Regions from separate parts of the Homo sapiens genome. Here region 1 is linked to region 2. A link is a loop called in an ENCODE intact Hi-C map of the cell type or tissue named here. Cell type or tissue: mammary epithelial cell. All regions are shown on one strand. Links, peaks and the distances in the headings refer to the core of each region. The heading gives the core; the rest is flanking DNA.

What was found. A loop is a pair of places that touch in the nucleus more often than their neighbours do. Peaks named below come from ENCODE experiments on the same cell type or tissue, not always from the same donor. Only the 100,000 strongest peaks of a DNase experiment are listed, where the experiment ranks them.
Region 1: a loop joins it to region 2, with 4 times the contacts of the local background. A loop is called at or near these places in 80 of 110 quality-filtered maps.

The regions. Positions count from the first base shown.
Region 1 is chr16:48,538,296-48,546,570 of GRCh38, forward strand. It overlaps N4BP1 (NEDD4 binding protein 1), which reads right to left. Exons shown (of 7, transcript NM_153029.4): 6 at 7,852-7,959; 7 at 431-4,966. The coding sequence ends at 4,609. Among named protein-coding and RNA genes, the nearest start is that of N4BP1, 68 kb to the right of the region's middle. RefSeq lists enhancers at 279-778, 3,326-3,826, 3,827-4,327. In mammary epithelial cell, for the core only: a CTCF peak has its summit at 4,043 (motif pointing left); no DNase peak of the experiment used is centred there.
Region 2 is chr16:48,361,500-48,369,774 of GRCh38, forward strand. It overlaps SIAH1 (siah E3 ubiquitin protein ligase 1), which reads right to left. Exons shown (of 2, transcript NM_003031.4): 2 at 1-931. The coding sequence starts at 929. The coding sequence ends at 81. It also overlaps a transcript of LONP2 not described here. Among named protein-coding and RNA genes, the nearest start is that of SIAH1, 20 kb to the right of the region's middle. RefSeq lists an enhancer at 4,016-4,678 and a silencer at 4,386-4,815. In mammary epithelial cell, for the core only: CTCF peaks have their summits at 4,347 and 4,765; DNase peaks (open chromatin) are centred at 4,462 and 5,152; H3K4me3 peaks cover 2,578 bases; H3K27ac peaks cover 3,163 bases.

The DNA of each region.
Region 1 (8,275 bases), core at 1,095-6,094, 180 kb after region 2:
GGAAGGGCTTTCCTGACAACAGGAACCCAAGGCTCATGCTGCCAGGAACCTCTCTCACGTCGCCGCTTCTTTCCTGCCACAGGTCGACTTCCCCCAGGGTGGAAAATGGCTTCTGACAGACCTGGGCCTGGCATCCCACGATTCCCACCACCACAGAGGAACTCCCCAGGAGTGACTTGGACTGGCATAGGTTGGGCCGGCTGTCGGCCCTGGCCAGGAAGCCTGAGTGCATCTAGTATGCAGCCTGCGCCAGGTACCCCTCCCCGGACCTGTGTGCCCAGGATGCCATGTGCTGGAGCCTGGCAGGGGAGGGAGAAGGGAGTGGAGTGACCCCAGCCCCACCCCACTGTCCCACTGCAGGGCAGTGGATTCCCGGCCTCTTACTGGTCCTGCTGCCAGATGCCGCAGTCAAGAAGGCACTGTCCTCCAGTTCAGTTGAGCAGACATTTATTAAGCACCTATCAAGTGCAAGGCACTGTGCTAGGCGCCGTGGGAAATACAGAGAACACAGGCGGTCCCTGCCCACGAGGAGCTCACAGTCTAGAAAGGGCAGCAAGACAGTACACAATCAGTGGCAGCAGCACCAGCCAGAGTGGCAAGTGCTCAAAGCGAGACACAAAGTGCTGTGCGGTCACAACATCATGGGGATGCTTCTGGCAGAAGCACTGGAAAGGAGACGAGGACTCAGGCTGGGCCTTCCAGGAGGGAAGCCATTTGGGAGAAGGGCATCTCTAGCGGAGAGAGGTCCATCTGCAGAGCCCACAGGTCATGGGAAACATGTGGCTGCAGGGAGAGTTTGGGGACAGTCAAGTATGGCTGGGAGGTGGACAGCCACGGACACTAAGCTCAGGAGATGTGAACTTTGTGGTCTGGTCAAACAGCCACTGCAGATCACTTCGCAGGAGGAGGGGTGACTAGAAGTATGTTACTGGAAGGTAAATCTGGCCACACTGCAGCATCTGGACGGCAGAGGGCAGCGCTGGGAGGGGCCAGCCAGTTAGGGCCCACCACCCCTGGGTGTCTGAGAGTGGGAGTAGCGGGCAGGGGCCAGCAAAGCACGAGGGCAGAGCAGGGGACCATACGGAGGGTGGGTGTGGAAGAAGGGAGGGGCCCCATGCAAGCTGCAGGTCTGGGGAGCCTGAGGATGTCATAGGGCTTCCTGGTAGAGTGGAAAGTGCACTCCTGAAGGTCAGGGCCAGTCACTACAGAGAGGGGACAGCGAGGAGAGGGACGGTGTGGCCCTAAGGGTGACTGCAGTTTCTCAACATGTGGTCCGTGGATCACCTGCATGGGAACTGCCTGGGGAATGCGCTCATTTGCAGATTCCCGGGCCTTCCTCCAGAACTACTGGGCAAGCATCTGCCGGGTCATGCCCGGTAACCTACATTCTTAACACCAGCTGCCCTCTCCACCACCACGAGCCCCAAAGGTGGGGAAAAGTCTGCAAGCCACCTGCAGAGGAAGAATAGGGTGTTAAGGACTGGCTTTAGGCAAAAAGAAGAGACAAAAAGAATGAGGGAGGTCTGGGAGTGAGGGAAGTGGTGGGAAGCAGGGAAAGTCCGGTCAAGCCATGTGCACCAAGACAGAGCCCCAGCGCGGCCTTGCAGCCAGGCACCGGGCCGTCCCCAAGGGCTGCTCTCAGTCCGCTTTCACTTGGTGGGCGAAAGCCACATTTGCAAACTGGGAAGTGGAGAGTGGGAGGTGAGGGGAAGCACTAGCAATGAATGAAGAGGATTCTTCCGGGAATCAGGCTGTTTCAATCTAAAACATCCAAGATAAGTGGAAACACTGGGGAGGAAGGTGATGAACAGACGGAGGTGAGCCAGAGACACCTCCTGGGCAAGTCGGCCAGGAGGCGGGAGGCGTGGGTCAGAGACACTGCAGGAACTGGGTGAGGACAAGGAGGTGCGAGGAAAGGGGTTGGGGGATGGTCCCACAGGCAGCCACACCTGAGGCGTGGGAGGCAGGTAGGAGCTGGGGGAGGGCGGGGAGAAGAGGGGTTTCTGTGTGTAGATCTGAGTCCTCCCTCACATCCCAGCCGTGCCACAAGCCGCATCGGCATGAGGCCGGCTCTCCCTTCTTCACTGGTCTCAAAAGCCACCCAGGCCCAAGTCCCGGCCAGACAGCCGAGCCTGCCTAGCAACGCTGACCGGCCGCCCAGGATGGCCCAGACACCTTCTGTCTCCTGAATGCAGCCTACAGGGGTTCAAACAGACTGCTTGCATTAAGGTCAGACAAGGCTCTTTTACTTCCAGAGACAGCGGCCTGGAGCCTCGGGAAGAATGTAGGCCCAGGAATCACCCAGCCCCTCAGGACAACCTCTCTGAGCAACAGACATCCTCCCTGTTGAATGAGAGTGACATCTCTGCCCTGCCACCTACTTTACATGGATGCCACGAAGTGGGAGAGCCTGAGCAGTAGACAGGGAAGAGGCGAGCGGCCCCACTGCAGGAGGTAGACAGGCTACAGATACTTATGCAGCAGCCACACTGAGGCTAGTACTGGAGGAGGCTGAGAACCAGTAATGAGTTCTTAATGGTTTGATAATTTGGGTTTTTAAATATTAAATATTAAATATCAGGGGTTTCGGAAGGAATGATGAATTCCGTCTCATGCTGTAACTGATGAAGGCAACCAATGAGCAATCCTTCCTTCCCATAGCCGAGAAAGGGAAAGGGGACAGGCCAATCCCTCTGAAGCAGTAAGTCAGAACACGAAGACTTACAGAACTCAAACATCAAAGGTCAAGTAGCTTCTAGCCAGGAAAAGTGGTGGCCCCCTCAGCCTAGCCAGCACCAACCAGCATGGGTGGAGACTCAGCCTGGCAGTAAGGGCATTTCCTGGGTTTCCTCTGAAGCAGAGGAGAAATAGTGGGTCAGCCAGGCTGCTGGACTGAACCATGAGCCAGAAGGCCAGAATCACTGCAAGACAGCTCCAGCCCGCACACCTCAGTTGTGCTTTTGAAAACAGGTACAAAGCTGAGGCATGGGAGCTGTGACTGAAGTCGCCCTCCTGGCTGGCCTCGTCTTCTACCTCTGCTTCCACAGCTGGGTGACTTGGCCATAGGCCCAAACAATGGACAACCAGTTCCACATTAGGAGGCATCACGGACGCATCTGAGAGGAAACATGATTGAAGGACAAGCTTGGCCTCATGGAGGGCTCTGGATTCATCCCTTGAAGAACGCAGTGATCAAACAAAACCAAGAAGCAGGCCTGGAGGGAGCACTCTGGGATGCCCCCAAGTCCCCTCACCATTTACAAACCAGCACTGAGTTCTCAGCCTCCGCTCCTCAGGACTAGGAGACAAGATCCGGACAGGCAGGACAGGCAGCAAGCCGACTGTGAGCAGCCTGGGGGCGCAGGTGTAAAATACAAAGCCCTTTGAAGGTCCAGACAATAAGAGTAAAGATGTTAAGATTGCCCAGGAAAAGAACTTCACTGACACTGAATTTGGGCAACACCTAGAACAGACAATATTAAGATATCAATTCTGAGAAAGACTCACAGGAAAGGCTGTTTAGGAGGACACTAGAGACAAACACAGGGAAAATAAATACAGGGGCTCTGGGATCCCCCCACAGAAGCTACTAATGCTATTTATTGGCTTGGGTCACTTTTGAGAATAGAAAACCATTTTTTGGCAAAGCTGTACAAACTCCACATCAGGGCGTCTCCTGCAGTTGGGGACACAAGATGGCCACAGTGACCGGGCTCTTCATTAAACTTCCTCATAACCCGCTACGGTGTTCAGAAGCTAAGACGTGACTTCCAGAGCCAGGCCAGGCATGTGGAGGCCCCTGACTGTGGGCGTGTCAAGCCCTGGCTGGGGAGCCTGCTGCCTGCCCGGCCACTCCTCAGCTGTGGCTGTGGCTGTGGGCATGGCCGGACGGCGTGCACACTGGGCCGTCCCCTTTTGCGCAGGGTGGAAGGGGGAAGGAGGGTGGGACTCCATGGGCTCCACGATGTCTTCTAGCCCTGGTATTCTGTGAGACTAACTTCGCCCTGGTCATTCACCATGGCTAGGCACCAAGTGCCATCTAGTGGCACCGCGGGTCCACTTTCACAACACTCCAACCAAAGACTGCAGAACAAACCAACTCTTACCCACTTTAACTCCGGGGGTGAGGGCAGAGGAGGCTGGAAGGGTGAGCACACTTCATGGTAGTGATGGGACATACTCATCTCAAGAAAATATACTTTAAGACGTCTTGCTTTCCTTAAGAAAGCAACACTTTTTTTTTTATTTATTTATAAAGGCTAACCATATCCATTTGTCAATATTTTCGGCTTTAAGGAAAATAGTTTAAAAAACATAAAAAGGTAAATACACTCAAGAGTAACTGCTATTAAACAGTTCTGAACAGGCAGAAAATGTAGACTTTCCTTTAACAGAAAATGTTAAATCTGTAATAGCAGCATAATTTATATATAGAAAAAAGCTGGTTTTGAAAACCCAGATTTATACCCAAAACATTTTTTTTCTGTACAACTGCGTTTACACTGGGAAATAAGTTTCTTCACATTATGTTCATTCCCATCAGGTACAGGTGTGAGCTTGAGTTTGATCAGCCAGCCCTGAGCGCAAGCTCAGCGCTCAGCACAATCTTCAATCCAACACCATGGCAGAAAGCGCATTTAGATCTTTCATGTATGGGTGGGCCACCAAGATCTGGTCTATTTTCAGTCTTTGCTCTGAGTCAGGGAAGATCTTCAGAAGGGCTTCCCTCAGCTCGTTGGTTTCTGCAGAAGATCTCTGAGCTGGCATGGGCAGGTTCTGCTGGAGACTGGGGAGGGCTGGCAGCAGTGGGAAGTGGGGCTGCTGAGGGAGCCAGTGGCTTGAAGGGGCTCCCTGAATCCGGGTCGGAGGCTGGTGGCTGGTGCTGGCTGCCTGGGTGCCAGGGACTCTGAAGCTGGGGTCAAACATGCCCACATTTGGCAGGGCACTGAGTAGGGGCTGCATATCTCTGTGAATGGAAGTGAGTCCTGGTGAGTTGGGTTATAAGTAAACAAAAAATCATAGAGCTATTTTAGAAGGTACCTGCGGCAGGCCTTGAGGCTCAGGATGCCGCTCCCTGGCTTCCAAAGGCAGGATGCAAGACTGAGGTGGAGATGGTGCCATGAGACACCCACAGAGGAGCCTGCGGGGATTTCACTGACATCACCTCAAGGCGTGCCAGGGAATCAATGCGCTCTATGAGGGAGCACCACCCTCCCAGGTCTTCTGCTGTGAGGACTGACCCCATCCAGCTGTTTGGCTCTAACCAGGGTACCCTTGGGAGCTTTCAAAAGGTTTAACAGTGTCTTACTCTTCTGAAGATTTTGATTTTGTGCAGGACCCTGATTAATAGAAATTAGAAGAGACTCCTTTTGGGGAGAGTGGCAGTCCCCACCGACTCAGTCTAGATGAGGTGTGGGTGGGTGCCCACACTTGTATGCACATGGGTATGTGCGAGTATGTGTGTACAGGGAGGGCATCTGTATCGCTCAAAAGCCTCCCACTGGACTCGGCCTGCAGGCGAGAAATGAGGCTAGCTGAAGTTTCCCCAACTTCAAAAGCTCAACTAACTTCAACAGCCCCTCTGTGATGGAAGTGATTCCCAACTTCTTAACCGATTTCTGAGCCGCTCCACAAAGAGCCACCAAGTGAGAGTGAAAAGGCAGGCAGGACAGACCCCGTGCCAGGTTGCTCAAGGAGCAGGAGCAAGCAGAGGACTCTCCTTCTGGTAACTCTGACCCGCGGACCTGATTGATGCTCTGACACAGGCCTCGGGCCTGAAGCCCAGCAGGGGATTTCCAAGTTCAGATGTGGGGAAGCAAAATGAGATGGACTGATGAGCACAGCAGGTGTGGAAAATGGCTGCCATTCTCTTCATGTGGGTAGAAAAGCATGGCATTTGGGAATTAAGTCCTCGTCTGTGTCATAAAACCCAAAGGCTCAAAAGAGAAATGATTCACAAGACCAGGGAGTTGAAATTGTAGTGGTCTCCTAGGTAGAAGAGACCACCATGTAAAAAAAGAAACCCATCACCACCTACCACTGAATCCAAACCTACAGCTCCCAGTGGTTCCTGTTGCAAATGGAAAAGATCAGCTGGAAAGTGTGACTGCCTAAAAATGCTGAGAGAGCTGTGTGTCTTCCTCTCAGCTTAGACCCCCCATCACACCCCCATGCAAATACCAGCTGGGAATGCACAGAAGTGCAGCCTGGTTTAGTTTTTAAAAAGAGTAAACATCAGTCATGGGGTCATATGATCTCCCTGTTAGGTTCACAGGAATCTTTAGTTAATGTCTGTTACCTAAGAATTATGAAAACAGAAACAACCACTAACAAGGTGTCCTAAAAACAAAACAAACCCCAACTACAACAAAGAAAACCTAAACTACCAAATCATTTTCAGATAAATATTGAATACTGGCTTTTCCATTCAGTGAAGGTAGAAAGTAATGGTCAGTTCCCCCAGGCAGTGATTCCTAAGCAGTAAGGAAATTAATATAAGCATAACATGTTCAAAGCAAATGACTTTAGAAAGTGAATGTAAAAAGACACTCACACATACAAAATGACCCCATCAGGCACTCGTGATTCAGAGGGAGAGCTCTCACACATACATGATGAACCTAAGTAGTATTCGCCAGTAAGTGACCACCAGCTTGGAAAACTAGCTTTGTTTTTTTGTTTGTTTTTGAGACAGAGTCTTGCTCTGTAACCCAGGCTGGAGTGTAGTGGCACGATCTCGGCTCACTGCAACCTCCGCCTCCCAGGTTCAAGTGATTCTCCTGCCTCAGCCTCCCAAGCAGCTGGGATTACAGGCACGCACCACCACACCCAGCTAATTTTTGCATTTTTAGTAGAGCCAGGGTTTCACCATGTTGGCCAGGATGGTCTCGAACTCCTGACCTCAAGTTATCTACCTGCCTCGGCCTCACAAAGTGCTGGGATTACAGGCGTGAGCCACCAAACCCGGCTTTGTCTTTTTAAACCTACAAAAAGGCTGGGCGCAGTGGCTCACGCCTGTAATCCCAGCACTTTAGGAGGCCGAAGCGGGTGGATCACCTGAGGTCAGGAGTTCGAGACCAGCCTGGCTAACATGGCAAAATCCCGTTTCTGCTAAAAAAAAAAAATACAAAAAATTAGCCAGGCATGGTGGCGTGCACCTGTAATCCCAGCTACTTGGGAGGCTGAGGCAGGAGAATTACTTGAACCTGGGAGGCGGAGGTTGCAGTGAGCCAAGATCGCGCCATTGTACTCCAACCTGGGCAACAAGAGTGAAATTCCATCTCAAAAAAAATAAATCAATAAAAATAAACCCACAAAAAAAGTTTGGCTCCTGTCTTTTCCTAGGATGAAAACTGAAAGGACTATAGTTGAAAATCCGGGATGCTTGCTACATTAGCTTCCAAATATATGAAACCAGCACTAAATTTAAGGCTTAAAAAAAAAATTTTGGCCAGGCATGGTGGCTCATGCCTATAATCCCAACACTTTGGGAGGCTGAGGAAGGCGGATTCCTTGAGCTCAGGAGTTTCAGACCAGCCTGGGCAACATGGTAAGACCCTGTCTCTACTAAAAATACAAAAAAAGAGCTGGGCATGGTGGTATGCGCCTGTGGTCCCAGCTCCTCGGGAGGCTAAGGTGGGAGGATCGCTGAAGCCCAGTGGGGCAAAGGTTGCAGTGAGCCGAAATCACGCCACTGCATTCCAGCCTCGGTGACAGAGGAAGACCTTGTCTCAAAAAAAAAAAAAATAATTTTTTTAATGTCATTTTTAGTCTATAAAGACAGCACTTGCACTAAAGCACAAAGAATTGAAATAGAAGTTTTAATACAAGACAATCTGAAAAAGGAAATACCTAAGACAGACTTCCTTCTGAAGAAACTCCTCTAATCGAGGTCCACTTCTTCCCAGAGGATCATCGGGAACCATAAATATGTCCCCCACGAACGTGTACTGCAGCAGCCTACAACACAGAACACCATGAGGCTGAGAGACAGGGTCCTCACTGCCCAGGGCCTGCGTAAGGATCCCAAAGCAGCCACCTGATGCCAAAGCAACGGTCAGGTCAGCCTACAAATCCTAAGACTGCTCAACTGCCTAAAAGCGGGGAAAACACCCAAGTCAAACCCTTTTAATTTCTGTTTTGGACACAAAAACAATAGTCAGAACGTTTTATCAGCTGGCCCTCAAATTTCTCATTAAGACTTGCAGATTTGTACTGGGCTTAGGAAGCCGCTTCTTCTTCTAATATAACTTTCAATATAACTTTGAAAAATAAG
Region 2 (8,275 bases), core at 2,115-7,114:
AGGTTGGCAGACAGATGGGTGCCTTATTTTCTGTGAAACTGAAGTTTTAAACACTGGCCAGAAAATGTTTGATTGCCATTTCAACACATGGAAATAGTTACATTGATGCCTAAATTGCCATTTTCTGCAAAAAGCTGTGCAATGCTGGTGTCAAAGACTAGACAGTCGCTATTCATAATGGCTGTTGCAATTCCTTCATGAATAGATCGAGGAGTCGCTTCCCAAGTCAATCGTCGCCTATGACCATTTAGCTCAAGTCGGTAAGCAAAATTTTCAGCTTGCTTGCGTGTTCCTATCAGCTGTACGATTGCGAAGAACTGCTGGTGACCATCGTATTTTTCCTGTTTCTCTAAGACTAACATGAAGTGAAAGCCAAAACAGGACTGCATCATCACCCAGTCAACAGCACCAGGAAGATTAATGTCTGTAGCAAGAAAAACTATATCCTCTCCCTGTAGGGTTGTAATGGACTTATGCTGATGCATCAGATGGGGCATTACAGCATCCAGAGAGCCTTGCCATTTACAGGAAGCACCAGGGCACGGACAGGAATAAGGCCTAAACTCACAGAGCTCTTCATGGTCTGCTTTTTCTGTGTGTGGCAGAGTTATTTCACATCCAGAAGACGCATATTTACAGGGGAAAAGTACTGAATTAGCCACTTTCTCCATAGCCAAGTTGCGAATGGATCCCAAAGGGCCCCGGCAAGTTGGACAACATGTGAGCTTTGGGCGACAGTTGCTACAAACAAGATGGCCACTCTGACATTGAAGAATGGGCGGTAACACATAGTCAAAGCAGACTGGACACTCAAAAAGACTCGCCAAGTCATTGTTGGATGCAGTTGTGCCAGTCAGGGCAGGCACCCTCTGGGATGGTGGACACTTCGAGGTACCGGTAGGTAATGCTGTAGCAGTCTGACGGCTCATTTCTGAAATAAATACATAAGGAGGCAGGAGAAAAATAATTATAACCATGACTTACTTTATAAATAATGTTTACATGCCATAAGTCCTTTTAAAGTTTCATACAAAATTTACTGAGCAAAAGAGGAAGAAAAATAGGATTAAAAAAGATATTAAAAAAATAAAATTACACTGAATGTGCACTTTATTAGGATCTGTACACTGGATAAGCTCTCTTTTCAAAATGTTCCGGAAAACATGTGGAACTCCCTTAATCGTCTTTGGATAGACTACATAGAATAATAAATGCTAAAATAGAAAATGGACCATAAACAACTAAAGAAACTATACAAGGAACTGAAGTTTAATCGAATCCGTTTTGCTAGGACTCTCCCTGAGGCTCCCTTACTCTATTTCTTTCTAATTTGGAGTCAGCTGTTGATAGGTACAGGGAGTTACAGGTGAACTCCTGTATAAAATCGGCACTCTGTATCCACACGGTCTGCATCCGAGGACTTCACCAGCCATGGATTGAAAATATTCAGAAAAATTTATAAAGAATACAAAATTTTTAAAATACAGTCTATAACAACTATTTACATATTGTTTACATTGTATTAAGTAATCCAGAGATCACTTAAATTATACAAGAGAATATGCACATACAAATATGACACCATTTTCTATCAGGGACTTGAGCATCCTCAGGTTTTGGTATGGAGAAGGGGGTCCTAGAACTAATCCGAGGATACCGCGGATTGAATGTAGTTCCAATGCCAAAGAATCAGAGTATCACCTTCCATTAACTCTTCTTAATGGTAAGCAATTATCTACTCTAGAGGTGTATTTTGGAAATGAGGGGAAGGGTCACAAGGGGAAAGGTCTGCTGCCATCCCATTATCCATCTCTATCTAATTAAGTCTTCCCCCCAAATTATCACCAGCCAGGTATTAATCTTATTTCCTACTGATCAGTGCCCACCTCAAGAGTGAGGGGATGTACTCGCTAGTGAAGGTGGCGAAAATATAAAAATAAATAAAAACACAACTAAGGTGAAGTGAGGCATGGGAGAAATGGAGGGCCATCTCAAAACTTTTTAGTCTGGTAGAGAAAGTATATCTTTCTGTTCTACTTTCAATCCACAATATGTGTCAGACATAATGAACAAAGGAGGACAGTCAGGAAGAGACAATGAAAAAGGAAAGAATAAAGATGATAGCACGGCAGAGATATATGCCATACTGGGGGTGGGGGATGGAGTCAACAGGTGAAGAACCCCTTGCAGCCTAGGGTTCTCCAGCGTTGCTGAAAACATTCATCAGCAGAGTAATAAACATTATTTAACAGGTAAATATCATCTGGAAGAAATAATCGACAATGTAACTAGCCAGGCTGAGTCAAAGATAAAACAAGCAACTTTTCCCAGGAAGCTACCTGGGCTGGAAAATGGCAGGCCACTATTTGTCTTGGGGGTGAAAAAAAAGATCAGTCAATGTCCTAAGACTGCACTCCTAGTAACTCTACTAAGCCATAATCTTTTTTTTTTTTTTTTTTTTTTTTTTTTGAGATGGAGTTTTGCTCGTTGCCCAGGCTGGAGTGCAATGGCGCGATCTCGGCTCACTGCAACCTCTGCCTCCCAGGTTCAAGCAATTCTCCTGCCTCAGCCTCCCAAGTAGCTGGGATTACAGGGGCCCGCCACCATGCCCGACTAATTTTTGTATTTTTAGTAGAGACGGGGTTTCACCATGGCTGGTCTCGAACTCCTGACCTCGTGATCCACCCGCCTCGGCCTCCCAAAGTGCTGGGATTACAGGCATGAGCCACTGCGCCCGGCCACTAATCCATATTACAAAATTAAAGCCTCAAAATTAATGTTTTATCTCAATTATAGTCATTCTGTTGCAAGGAACTTTTAAGAAGCAATGTTGGTTACCAATGTGACCAAATAAATGCAACTTAGGTTTAGATTACCCAAGTGGTTACCAACTGATAGCTTAAATGAGGGCTGAGGGTGACGGAAAAAATAAAGATTAATTCCACGTCACTAAACGGGTATTTTAAAGTTCCAGAGGCAACAAAAGTGACAATTCCATCGTAATGTGTCTCATCATATGGACTCAGAACATGAATCAACTCTCAATCTGAAGCCCAGTGTGACCCAGGTATTCTGTCCCCTGACAAAGGACTATAAGGGAGCTCTCCTGTAATCCAGTTTCCCTCTCAGTAGATTCTTTGTACATATGACATCCATTTTATGTCACTTGTAAAACAGTGGGCTCAGCATTGCCAAAACACCCTGGCTGTATGCTGTATGCCTACTGCATGGTCCAGTTTACTTCAGTAAGCAGCGTAACAATTACAAAGTGGTTCCTTGGGCAAAAAACAGTCTAGTCAACCAATGCCTTTCAAATTACTAAATCAAACCAAAGAATCACATCCAAGGGCAGTAAACTCAGTTTATATTTAACACAATATAGCTACGGACCAAGCAAAACACTGTTGTTCACAATTTCTTGACCTAGCAATAGTTATACATTTATCAACAACAGTTCGGGCTCACATTACAATATATCTTTGCCATTTTCCAAACACTACAGAAAGCACATTTTAACTCCTATTCAAAGTGTGAAAAAGAAGCGAAATGTGAACGGTATTTCTTGGGAACGGAGGTATTACAGGACAGCAACTGCTAAAGCCTCTCAAAGCTCCAAGGGTGGAACCCAGCTCCATCTTGAAACAGAAAAGGAATCCCAACCACACAGGCGCCCTGCAGTAGGAACCAAGGACAGCCCTGCAGAAGTCATGACGTAACCTGAAGTTTGATTTAAACAGAAAAAAGAACAGCAGCCCAAATGAAACATGACTGAGAACCTCGGAAACGTCTCGATTCTGCTGCAGCCATTCCCTAAGCCAGGCAGGTTCCACTGACTAATAGCGTTCAAGTTTCACAGCCTCAGCAAACCATCCTCTTAATGTCAATACCTTTTCTCTTCCTTGTCCTGGCCGCTGGTAAACATGTGAACAAGACTCCCCTCCAGGAGTACAGAGAAGGTGGAGTAGCCTTTCCCGTCATGAGAAGTCAGGCCACGCATTGCGTTTCCCCCAAGAAGTAAAGGAACAGGCCCCTCCTGGGCTCTTTCTGCTCCTAAGCACAGAAGACCCAAATTCGCGTCTGAGGTCAGGATCCAAATACCATTTACTTCTCAGAAGCACCAGTTACAGAGGTGGAGAAAGGAAGCCTTTCCATCCCCAGGAGGCAACCACACCTCCCTGTGAGCTCAAATTCGACTGCATCTCCAAAAATGGGAGCCACAGCTGCGCTGTCCTCCAATGTGCCCTAAGCTTTCGTCTGTCTCCCAAGTTTGTTTTCTCCAGATTCACTGGGTAGGGTCCTGCCCAGCTCCAGTGGAGGCCACGGATGCAGGGGGCGACGCGCTGGCTGAGAAGGAAGTGCGCTCCCTGAGCCAGCTCAAGAGTTACTGCAGGAGCCTGCCTGCCGGGAGAGCCATTTGGAGCCTCGGCCGGGGCTGGGCCTGCGTTGGGAACGCCTACTCCAACCCGGGGCGCCAGGGCCAGTTCAGGGCGCGCGGCGCACAGGGCGATGCCCGTCTTGCTCGCGCAAGGGTGGGGCCGTGCCCGCAAGCCCCGCCCCCCAGCCAAAGGCCGGGGGCGTGGGGGAGCCCCCGCCACCCCGCCGTTGACCCCATCCCACCCCAGCGACATCGAACCTTCCTCAGCATTTCCACCAGTTTAAAATTAGGTGGAACCACGCTATTTTCGGTAGGTCAGAACAGTCGAATATCGGCAGTTTCTTATGGTTTCGATCTAAGAGCTACAGCGTATCTGGGAAATGCGTGGCCACACTGGCGCTACGCTCCAGGTTTATCGTGCGAACTCTAAATTTTTAGAGTGAAAACATTCTCCCTAATTCATTCAACGGCTATTTACCGGGCATCAACTACCATATTTCCTCAATTCTAGCTCACTTCATTTCTACTCCTATCAGCACTATATTTTAAACTCTCCTTACCCACTGTGAAAAGACTTTGCAGGAAAAGTAGTAAGCACACTTCTGCCACATTAAACTCCTACTTAAACCTCCTAAGAGATTATACTCTCTTCCCACTCTGGGAAAGCCATCTTAAATGGCCTCATTAAACGCAGAGTAGCTTGTTTTGTTTTTAAACAAGCACTACCCTTGCCCCAATAAAGTCCTGCGCCTCAGATTTGCATTGCATCAGCTAGTGCGTGCAGAGGTTTAACCTGTCATTACATCATGCTTAGGGCAGCCTCAAAATGCAGCAAGAGTTGGCAGTGAGGAGTGAACCCAATGCAAGGAATTGCAGATTACCCACTTTCAGCAGGAAATTTTAACTCTAACCACTTCCTCACTCTATTAAGTGTGTTCAATCACCTCAACCTCGTTTTACAATACAGGCTACACAAAACAGCATTAGGAAAAGAAATATAATTGAAAATAGACACAGTCAGCCCCACAACTACTTTTTTTCCTTTTTTTTGAGACAGGGTCTCACTCTGTTGCCCAGGTCTGAGTGCAGTGGCACAATCTCCACTCACCGCAGCCTCGGTCTTCTGGGCTCGAGCAATCCTCCCACCTCAATCTCCCCAGTAGCTAAGACCACAGGCTGGCACCACCACTCTCGTTAATTTTCTTTGTAAAGATAGGGAGTCCCCATGTTGCCCAGGCTGGTCTCGAACTCCTGGGCTAAAGCCATCAGCCTGCCTTGGCCTCCCAAAGTGCTGAGCCACTGTGCCCAGTCTATATTTTTATTTTCTAATATTTTTTCATTCGACAGGTCTTAAATTTCCCTAGAGAAGAAAATTTCATATAGAGAAACTCTTCCAAACAGAACCAAAATGTATACAACAAAAAGATGACTGATTATTTCTCAAGCAAAAGATATTTCACTGTTTACCAAACTCCAAAAGATCTGTACAGAGCCTTACAGCACACTCTGAAAACCACTGATCTATGGACAGGCCCCTCTACTTAATTAAGTCAGAAAAGTGGAAGCATTCTAGAGTCATCTACACTTGGATTCAGACCCCGGCTCCACCAGTTGTTGAGCTGTAAAACTGGACTGTTTCCAGCCTCAACTGGCTTTTGTCTAGATTGAGATGGGTAATTTATGTGTATCATGGATGGTACATATTCCAGAATATTTAAGTTTTCAGCTGAGACCTGATTTAATTGCCAAGTCATCAATTAGTCACAGACTCAGAATTTGTAGATTCCAAGAAACACACTCCAAAAGATGCCTTAACCTTGCAAAGGTGATCAAACATGTCTGCCAAGAATCAACCACCATTTAATTTTTAGCACAATAAACCTTAATTCTCAACTAGGTAGAATATTTACACTAGTTTTACAAAAAGCTGAAAAGTTCACAGAAGTACCTTAAGACAAGCCCATAGAATCCAAAACTGGCAAAAATCCAAAACTTAGCAAGAATGCACTATTACCTACACTTTCTAAAGCCTACGTCCCAAGCCCAGTTTGGTATATAGTTTAAGTAGATGTCAATCTAAACAAAAACATTTTAGAATCAGCCTTTAATGTTGTCTTAGTAATTTCAGAGCATTCAGCCATTGCTTTACCACCTTAGCATACTTAACAGTAGAAAGATAAACTTTTATTCTCAATTCCACGTGGTAATCTTTGTTTCCTTTTATAAATTACTTATAAAAGTTTAAAATGGAGAAATGTAGTCAGATATGGAAAAAAATCATAATATATTGTAAATGAAGTTACAAATAGAACACAGACGTGAGGGACGGGGTGAGAAACCAAGAGGGCTACAACATCAGACCAATGAATCAGTTACCTATATGAGGATACTGGTGATTTTTAGCTGTATTTTCTCCAAAGGGGACAATAAACTGCTTTATAAAGATTAGTCTGATTAACAACTGTGAAAACAGTCAAAATGAGCAAAAAGTAAAACATGTTTATTCTTAATTTAGTAAAAAACAACAACAACAAAAAACAGCTGGGCGTGGTGGCTCACGCCTGTAATCACAGCACTTTGGGAGGCCAAGGCAGGTGGATCACCTGAGGTCAGGAGTTCAAGACCATCCTGGCCAACATGGTGATACTTTGTCTCTACTAAGTAAATACAAAAATTAGCCGGGCATGGTGGCGTGTGCCTGTAATCCCAGCTACTTGGGAGGCTGAGGCAGAAGAATCACTTGAACCTGGGAGGCGGAGGCTGCAGTGAGCCAAGATCGACTTGAACCCAGGAGGCGGAGGCTGCAGTGAGCCAAGATCGTGCCACTGCATGCACTCCAGCCTGGGCGACAGAGCAAGATTCCATCTCAAAAAAAAAAGAAAGGGTAGGATGCAATTATCACTACCCCATCTCTAGTAAAACAAAAATTATTCTTAGAAACAATAAAATATAAAATAAAATTATAGGTATCAGATTACAAATTTGCTCTTTCCATTAGAAATCTTAATTAAATAAAACTCCTCCATTCAAAACACTTAAGGCTTTTCTTGTTCCCAGAATGCCTTTAGGTTAAAAGGGTATTTTCCAAACTCATTTGACATTGTGGCAGGTATTATGTAGAAAATGTTTTACGTTAAAATGTTAATTAAACATTGCTTCTATTTGAAGACTTACTTGCTTCTTACACAATGACAAAATCAAAGCAAGTCTCTTAAAAATTCAACAAGTTAAAATGCCAAAAGTTAAAAAATCAAACACTGTTATAAGGACAATAAATTAAACAATCTATAGCTTCCAGAACTGTAGCAAAGCAATAAAATGATTTCTTAAAAATTGTATGTTTTTCCTAAAACCTCCATTTTTCCTGAAGATAATTCTGAAAACTTTGCAGCTACAGAAGAAGTTACACTGAATAGGTATAGAAAGATTGATTACTGGAGATGAGGGAAACCCAGGAAAGCTGCTGTCAACAGAAGACAAAGAGGAAAGGCAAATCCCGACTTAAATGTGTTCAAAGCAAAATACAACACTTGCTAAGTCACTTTATTTTGAGGCTTCCACCCAAGCTAAACATTAGATATACATGGAGTTTGGTGGCTCATACCTGTAATCCCAGCACTTTGGGAGGCTGAGGTGGGAGGATCACTTGAGCCCAAGAGTTTGAGACAAGCCTAGGCAATATACTGAGACCTCATCTCCACAAAAAAAATACAAAAAAATTAGCTGGGTGTGGTGGCATCCGCTGTAGAGCCAGCTATTTGGGAGGCTGAGGTGGGAGGCTCATCTGAGCCTGGGATGTAAAGGCTGCAATGAGCTATGTCTGTGCAACAGAGTGAGACCCTGTCTGGGAAAGAATAAATAAAGTGTAAGATCCCCCTAAAACAATGCAAGCCCTTCAAC